2 separate regions of the Homo sapiens genome follow, and region 1 is linked to region 2. Evidence: read pairs that join two places in POLR2A ChIA-PET (ENCODE). Cell type or tissue: GM12878. All regions are shown on one strand. Each heading gives the region's core, and the rest is flanking DNA. Links, peaks and the distances in the headings are about the cores only.

Region 1 (4,401 bases), core at 187-4,186, 100 kb after region 2:
CCCATAGTCCCAGCTACCTGGGAGGCTGATGCAGGAGAATAGCTTGAACACTGGAGGCAGAGGTTGCAGTGAACCAAGGTTCACTGGCCACTGCATGCCAGCCTGAGTGACAGAGCTAGACTCCATCTAAGAAAAAAAAAAAAGTATAACTTCATTTTTGGGGAAAAAATGGCATATTTTTATATGTACAGAAAAGAATTTGAAAGGATGTATACCAAAGATATATGCCAACAATGGTTACTGGGTTATTATTACGGATGTTTTATGTTCTTTTGCTCATGCATATATTCTTTTCTTTTTTTTTTTTGAGACGGAGTTTCACTCTTGTTGCCCAGGCTGGAGTGCAATGGCGTGATCTCAGTTCACTGCAACCTCTGCCTCCCAGGTTCAAGCAATTCTCCTGCCTCAGCCTCCCGAGGAGCTGGGATTACATGCATGCGCCACCAGGCCCAGCTAATTTTGTATTTTTAGTAGAGCTGGGGTTTCTCCATGTTGGTCAGGCTGGTCTTGAACTCCCGACCTCAGGTGATCTGTCTGCCTTGGCCTCCCAAAGTGCTGGGATTACAGGCGTGAGCCACTGCACCGGGCCTTTTTTTTTTTTTTTTTAACAGTTTCCTATGGAATAAAAATCAATAAAGGAAACAAGAGAAAGTATGAAATTATCCTATTTTGGATATTTAGGTTGTTTTAACTTTTCATACAACAAACAATACAAGCAATCATAATCATGTCTGACTTCAAGATGGTTTCCCTTTTTTTTTTTTTGAGACTGAGTTTTGCTCTTGTTGCCCAGGCTGAAGTGCAATGGCATGATCTCGGCTCACTGCAACCTCTGCTTCCTGGGTTCAACTGATTCTCCTGCCTCAGCCTCCCCAGTAGCTGGGACTACAGGCATACACTACTACACCCAGCTAATTTTTTTGTATTTTTAGTAGAGACAGGGTTTCACCATTTTGGCCAGGCTAGTCTCAAACTCCTGACCCTCAGGTGATCTGCCTGCATCAGCCTCCCAAAGTGCTGGGATTACAGGCGTGAGCCACTGCACCTGGCCCCCACCCCGCTTTTTTTAAATCACACTACAACAAGAACAAAGAACAGAAACACAAACTCCATCTGAAATAAAACTAGGTGATATATATAATCCCCAAACATGATCTATTAAAGACAGAAAGTGGATGGAAGAATGGTAAATGACTTAGCAGCTGGAAGGAAGGTGAGACTTAATTCCCTGTAGAGGGAGATGCTGACCAGAAACTGGCCACTTTGCCCTGCTAAGTGCCAGAAAGGCTCAGAAATAGAGACACCAGGTATTTCAGAAGTCAGGCTTGAGGAGCTAGGGCTAAATACAGAAAGCCTATAATAACAAATAGATCCTCAAGTCTCCTTCCTCAATCTGCAGAAGGCAGGAGGTATATTTCTGGATAATTAAATCAGGAAAATTCCAGACCTGGGACTAGTTATAAGGGAGGGCAAGTATGGAGTATGGGCGGGAAGACAAGAGGATTAAGTAAACAACTGCTATTGAAAGGTGAGACCTTGACTTTACTCTCAGCTGTATCCTGGAAGATCCTTCTCAGGAGAAAACAAACTCACAAGAGAAAAGGTCTACAGATATAGACATCTGGGGGTCCCTAATAAAAAAGCTGATTAATCCTCTAACTGCTCCACAGTGGAACTCACTAATGGGTATGTGGATAAGTGCACTCAGAGCTTCAGAATCTGGCTCTTAAATATGTACAGACAGCCAAGAATTCCTAGAAATTTCCAACATGAAAGTAAGAATGGGCTGAGTGTAGTGGCTCATGTCTGTTATCCCAACACTTTGGGATGCTGAGGCAGGCAGATCACTTGAGCCGAGGAGTTGGAGACCAGCTTGGGCAATGTGGAGAAACCTGGTGTCTACCAAAAAAAAAAAAAAAAAAAGCAAAAATTAGCCAGGCATGGTGGCAAGCGCCTATAGTTCCAGCTACCAGGAAGCTGGGACGGGGGAGTGGTGCTGAGGTGGGAGGGTCACCTGAGCCTGGGAAAGTCACAGCTGCAGTGAGCTGTGATCACACCACTGTACTCCAGCCTGGGCAACAGGCCAAGGCCTTGTCTCAAAAAGAAAAAAAAGAAAAGTAAAGCAAGAATGAAACAAAAATAAACTCAGAAGAAACAGAGACACTGCAGAAAGCAGAAGAGAACTTCAGGGAAACTAAAATTAATATCCTTCAGTAATAAAAAAAAGAAATAAGTATCAACAAAATAAGAAAAGGATGCTATGAGAAAACAATTCTGAGAACAAGAAAGAGCTCTCAAAAGTTAAAAAAATAATTTTTTTACAATCAGAAAAAAGGGTAGGAAAAAGAACTAAAAAACAAAGTGACAGACAATATGAGGAAAAAACAAATTCAAGAGGTCTAATATCTAACTAATAGAAATCCCAGGAAGAATAAATAAAATGTTATGCAAGAAAGTATTGAAGAAAGTATTTCAGAGCTGAAAGGCATGAGTCTCTAAACTGAAAGCAACAAATACAAGGAATGAAAAAGACTTTCAATGTTCTAAGGGGAAATTATTTCCATGAAATGATCGATGAAGTGTGAAGTTAGAATAAAGCTATTTTCAGATCTACAAAGCCTTGAAATATTTACATGTCACAAATCTTTTCTCAGGAAGCCACTTAAAGATGAGCTTTGTTAAAATGACAGAGTAGCAAAGAGAAAAGATGATATAGAACCCAAGAAACGGGAGGATCCAACACAGAACAGAGATGAAAGGAACTCCCCAACTGCTGATGACCAGGACAACCCCTGTGCAATGTCCTGGGGAGCAGCTGGTCCACACTGAAGCAAGATGATGGAGTGCTCTGTCATGGAGTCTCCAGAGAGCACTGGAGTGACTTCATTTTACACAACTTTTGGAAGATGTAAGCAGACTCAGAGTCAAAGAAAAGTAGGCAAATGAAAAATCAATGAGGTAATTATTAACTCTAGGAAATGAAATCACAGGACTGTATACTAATGGGCTCAGCGTCTAACACTATCTGTTCATTATATGAACACAGTGAAAATTAATTTTGCCAAAAGATAAATATTTGGAAGAAGAAAAGGTATATAAGAAGGGCAAAATTCTCATCTACCACATTAAGATGTAAATATATAATCTTTATAGTTGGTCAGAAGAGCAATATTTGCCTATTATTTAGAAATACTGAGGTAATTACCAGAAGAAATAGCTAAAAGAGGTTCATTTGTTTGTTTTTTGCAGCTAGAGAAGTGAGTAAAAAGAATTTAAAGTGGTTGTCTTTAGGAAATGGGAACTGAGAGTAGAGGAAGTAGGAAGAGGGTGGGAACAAGTCCAGAGAGCTGTTGGTTTTTTTGTTATAGGACTTTGCCATTAGACTTTTAAAACCATATACATGAAATGTAAAAATTAATTTAAAAAAATTAAGGAGTTAAATAAAATTTTAATTTGAAAAACGGTAGGAATATTTAAAATCACATTACGGACAGCAAAACTACCTCAGAGTATACCAAAATTACCAATATTCAAAATAAAAGCATTAGTGCAGCAAAGCCTAATGGAGTTAGCTGTCATGCTACAAGGTGACAGAATATCCACGGTGGTGGCCTGTGCAAGGCTGCTTCTGTGTTTCATCTGTATTTAGGCTGGGGCACCTCTGTTTGCTCACTCCCATCCAGCATACCTGGGAAGCTTCCCTGAATAGGTCTGCTCACCGTCTGCATCTTTTCAGAAAGGAATCTTTCCAAACAGAAGGGAAATATGAACACAATAGCCATCCTGATCCACAACCCCAGTGACATTTTTAAAGAGCTGTGCAAGGAACCAGACACTCATATAGGACTATTTCCTTCCAAATGCTGAGTAAGATGGAAAAAGGGTTAAAAGTACAAAGCCAAGGGGCTTGCTTACCTGTGGGGATGTGGACAAGTCTGACGGCACTATCAGTTTTATTAACATGCTGCCCTCCTGCTCCTTTGGCTCGAAATGTATCTATTCGCAAATCCTTGGGGTCCAATTTCACATCCACCTAGAACAGAAGGCATGGCATAATTCTACACTCCGTGAATACTTTAATATAAAATCGATTCCAAGATTTTTCAAATAAACTGTATTGTTTTAAGATAAATTATAGCCTTTAGACTAAGAGAAGTAACTTATACCAAAGAAAGAGCAATAAACTCCCCATTCCAATGGGATGCTATTTTTTGTTTGTTTGAGACAGGGTCTCCCTCTGTTGCCTAGGCTGGAGTATAGTGGCACAATCATAGCTCACTGTAACCTCAAACTCCTGGGCTTAAGTGATCCTCCTGCCTCAGCCTGCTGAGTAGCTAGGACTACTGGTGCGCACTACCGTGCCATGTTAATTTTAAAAATTTCTTGTACAGATGGGGTCTT
Region 2 (4,401 bases), core at 325-4,324:
ACATATGGTGTCATTTTTTTTTGGTTTGTGAAAACTTCAAAACAGCTTTCAGAAAACATTTTGGATAACTACTTCTGTCAAGTACGTGACTCCATTCTATATTTCATTTCTACTTATCTCCGATAAACTTAAAGGTCCTGGGCGCAGTGGCTCATGTCTGTAATCCCAGCAGTTTGGGAGGCAGAGGCGGGTGAATGGCTTGAGCCCAGGATTTTGAGACCAACCTGGGCATCTGAAATCTTAATGCAGACTTGGGATGCAGCTGTGGAAGACCTTACATGGTTAAAAGAGACCAGCCTGGCCGACATGGTGAAACACCGTCTCTACTAAAAATACAAAAATTAGCTGGGTGTAGTGGCAGGTGCCTATAATCCCAGCTACTCAGGAGGCTGAAGCAGGAGAATTGCTTGAACCCGGGATGGGAAGGGTGCAGTGAGCTGAGATTGCACCACTGCATTCCAGCCTGGGAGACAGACCAAGACTCTGTCTCAATAAAAATAAAAATAAAAATAAAAATAAATAAGGCTGGACATCGTGGCTTATATGTGTAATCCCAGCACTCTGGGAGGATGAGGCTGGAGGATAAAATTTGAGGCCAGGAGTTTATTATTTCAACAAAAAATTTAAAAAATTAGCTGGTAATGGTGGTGTGTGCCTGTAGTCCTAGCTACTCAGGAGGCTAAGGTGGGAGGATGGCTTGAGTCCAGGAGTTCAAGTTTACAGTGAGCTATGATTGTGCCACTGCACTCCAGCCTAGGCAAAATAATACGACTCTAATATGGTTTGTCTGTGTCCCCACCCAATCTCGAATTGTAGCTCCCATAATTCCCACATCATGGGAGGGACCCGGTGGGAGGTAATTGAATCACGAGGGTGAGTCTTTTCTGTGTTGTTCTCCTGATAGTGAATAAGTCTCATGAAATCTGATGGTTTTATAAAGCAAGCTCCCCTGCACTTGCTCTCTTGCTTGCCGCCATGTAAGGTGTGACCCCTTTTTTTTTTTTTTTTTCTGAAATGGAGTCTCACTCTGTTGCCCAGGCTGGAGTGCAGTGGCATGATCTCAGCTCATTGCAACCTCTGCCTCCTGGGTTCAAGTAATTCTCCTGCCTCAGCCTCCACAGTAGTTGGGACTATAGGTGCCTGTCATCACGCCCAGCTAATTTTTGTATTTTTTAAGTAGAGACAGGGTTTTGCATGTTGGCCAGGCTGGTCTTGAACTGCTCTCATGTGATCCTGCCCACCTTGGCCTCCCAGAGTGCTGGGATTACAGGTGTGAGCCACCTTGCTTGGCCTGTAAGACGTGACTTTGCTCCTCCTTTGCCTTCCACCATGATTGTGAGGCCTCCCCAGCCACGTGAACTGTGAGTCCATTAAACCTCCTTTTCCTTATAAATTACCCAGTCTCTGGTATGTCTTTATTAGCAGCATGAAAACAGACTAATACAGACCCTATCTCTATTTAAAAACAAAACAAATCAGGTTATTTAGAATAATAAAAGGGGTGTTGAAATTTTTAAGCAGGTATGGCAAAAGAGATCCTATTACAAGTGCTCTTACCTTGGGTCTGATGAGCTTCAGAAATGTGAAACATCCTTGATATTATAAATTATGTGCCTTTTGCTTGGGAATGGATCAAAAGCTTTCCTCAGATTCTCAACAAGATATAAAAATTGAAAAATAAATCCCTGCTCAATTAAAAATGATGAAAAAGAGCTATTACAACTTAATTTCAATCTTTAATCCATATTTAGACAAGTTAGTGGCTAAATTTGTTTCTATTTTATCCTTTTGAAAACTCTAATACTACCTATCGTTTGCATTTAAAAGAATTTGCAATAATTTGGGTTCTCAGCTTTTCAGACTACAGGGACAAAAATACAAAAGATAATTAATGTCATTCTAAATCTTACAGATGGTAGTCCGACAAATGACATTATATTAAGCATTTGCTAAAATATGTGTGGCTTAATTGGAAAATTAGACAGTTACATTTTCTTGTCGTGAAGAGATTTCAGCACTGCTAGTTGTATCATTCACTGCAGTGATCCCCAACCTTTTTGGCACCAGGGACCAGTTTCCACGACTAGGGGTAAGGGGATAGTTTCAGGATGAAACTGTCCCACCTCAGATCATCAAGCATTAATTAGATTCTCATTAGGAACATGTAACATAGATCCCTTGCACACGCAGTTCACAATAGAGTTTACACTCCTATGAGAACCTAGTGCCACTGCTGATCTAATAGGAGGCAGAGCTAATGCTTGCTTGCCTGCAGCTCACTGTGTGAGCCCAGTTCCAAACAGGCCACAGACTGGTACAGGTCTGCAGCCTGGGGGCTGGGGACTCCTGATTAACTGCACACGCAAAAGTTTTATACATTTAGTGGAATCACTGAAGTAAAAAGTCAGGAAGCATAAGTTCTGGTACCAGTTTTATTTATAATTAACCACATACAAATCACTTTTCTACAAAATAATGGTTAACATCTATTCCTTAATTCACAGAAATATCACAAAACCAAAATCCTTCCCACGATATATTACTATTTAGTCTAAGCTTTAATTCAAAGGTTGAGAATGACGAATTCAAGAATTTCTTTCATACATAAATTGCTTTCCTTAGTTCTGCAGATGGGTAATCTGTTTGAGATAAGCACTGTCATGTTTCAACCTTAGAGAACAAAAAGCTATCAACAAGATAGTGGTAAAGAAAATGCTAGCCAAAAAATAACACTATTGAGAAATAGGTGCGTATTAAGTGCAATACTTACAACATCTCTGATGTCAAATGACCAAAATTTAGCCTTAGGGCACTAAAGCACATTTGCCCTTTTGAAGCACATACTAGTATGGCACATTTTATTTCACTAAAAGTGATGTTAAACGTGAATGTCTTGTAGACTATTTAAAGAGCCAGTCAAATGGCTAAAAAAACCATTGTTTTTTTGTTATAACTCTTTGTGTCTCCCTCTTTCCATTCTCATCTTATGATATTTCACTCAAAAATTTAGTTACCCACCCCAAAACACATTTCTCTCCCTTCTGCCAGGGTGTAAGAAATGTTAGCATTCTGTCACTAGAAAATAAACACTGAAGAGGAATTAGCATGTTAATGAACAAAGATTAAGGAAGGTAATACTAACAGGATAAAGGAAAATGTAGACCATAAGCATCTGGTCATTCATCATGTACATGTATCATGTCAACCATTATATATTAAATCTTCAAGAGGTAAGTACTTCTGTTTTAGTGTGTTTAACAATGTCAGTTTCGTGGGATTTAGTCTCTGTTCCAGGACCTTCTCTTACATTATGGTAACAGAAAAACAAAGACTGGAGCATGGTTTACAGAGAAATACAAAACACATACAAACATCATAATAAAATAGCCATTTATATCACTATTAGAGAAATATTTTAGAGAAAACATACTTTCACTAGTGGCCTCAAATGCCATCATCCACTTATGTTCTTTAACTATCAACTTTGTTTTTCTAAGAGATGGGATCTCGTTCTGTTGCCAAAGCTGGAGTGCTGAGACATGATCATAGCTGCAGTGAGCTATGATTATAGCTGCAGATGATAGCTGCAGCCCCGAACTCCTAGACTCAAGTGATCCTACATTCAAGTGATCCTCCCAAGTAACTGGGACTCAGACTTGGGCCACCATGCCCAGACATATTTTTTATTTTTGTAGAGATGGGGTTTTGCTATGTTGCCCAGGCTGGTCTCAAACTCCTGGGCTGAAGCAATCCTCCCACCTCAGCCCCGAGTTGCTAGGATTACAGGCATGAGCCACTACACCCAGCAACTGTCAACTTGTAATACAAAAATACCTTCAAGCTGATAATCAAGAACATTTAGTGACTTTAAAAAGCTGACAGAATATTTCCATGCTACACAAAACAGTTCTATACACAGCTTTACAGTTTTAAAGTTCTTTGCTGGCACTTGACTTTATAGTTAACACAATGACTACTGATATCAACGAAATACTGTTTTTAGCTTATATATATTTTCAAAATCAGTATTACCTCACAAAACAGTAAAGAAATATCACTTCTGCTGAAGAATCCTCTAAGATGAACACCAAAACTGTACAGCTAAAACATATTGAGAATCATGTAAATGTTTAAGGCAATAGATAAAAATTTATACAATCCAGTGAAATTTATACATGTCCAGCAGAAAAAAAAGGATTATTCCTGATTAAATGAAGCATGTATCAGGTTTAGATCAACAATACAAACCTACAAAGCAAGTTACTTCTTTTTTAAGGTTTTTTGATGATTTGGTGACACAACTAGAATATAACCTTTTAGATGAAAATTGGTGACTTTGCAAATACACATTCTAAATTCCAAAATTAAAACGAAACTTCTTTTCAAACAGTAGAATCCTGG

The links. ChIA-PET counts read pairs that join two places held together with the same protein. Peaks named below come from ENCODE experiments on the same cell type or tissue, not always from the same donor. Only the 100,000 strongest peaks of a DNase experiment are listed, where the experiment ranks them.
Region 1: POLR2A ChIA-PET joins it to region 2 with 10 read pairs; 1 of 35 experiments calls an interaction of 5 or more read pairs at or near these places.

What each region holds. Positions count from the first base shown.
Region 1 is chr13:41,229,975-41,234,375 of GRCh38, forward strand. It overlaps MTRF1 (mitochondrial translation release factor 1), which reads right to left. Exons shown (of 10, transcript NM_004294.4): 7 at 3,916-4,033. The region is part of intron 3 of KBTBD6-DT (KBTBD6 divergent transcript); the gene reads left to right. Among named protein-coding and RNA genes, the nearest start is that of MTRF1, 31 kb to the right of the region's middle. In GM12878, for the core only: no CTCF peak of the experiment used is centred there; a DNase peak (open chromatin) is centred at 2,077; H3K27ac peaks cover 654 bases.
Region 2 is chr13:41,125,151-41,129,551 of GRCh38, forward strand. It overlaps KBTBD6 (kelch repeat and BTB domain containing 6), which reads right to left. Exons shown (of 1, transcript NM_152903.5): 1 at 2,419-4,401. Among named protein-coding and RNA genes, the nearest start is that of KBTBD6, 5.5 kb to the right of the region's middle. In GM12878, for the core only: no CTCF peak of the experiment used is centred there; no DNase peak of the experiment used is centred there; H3K4me3 peaks cover 745 bases.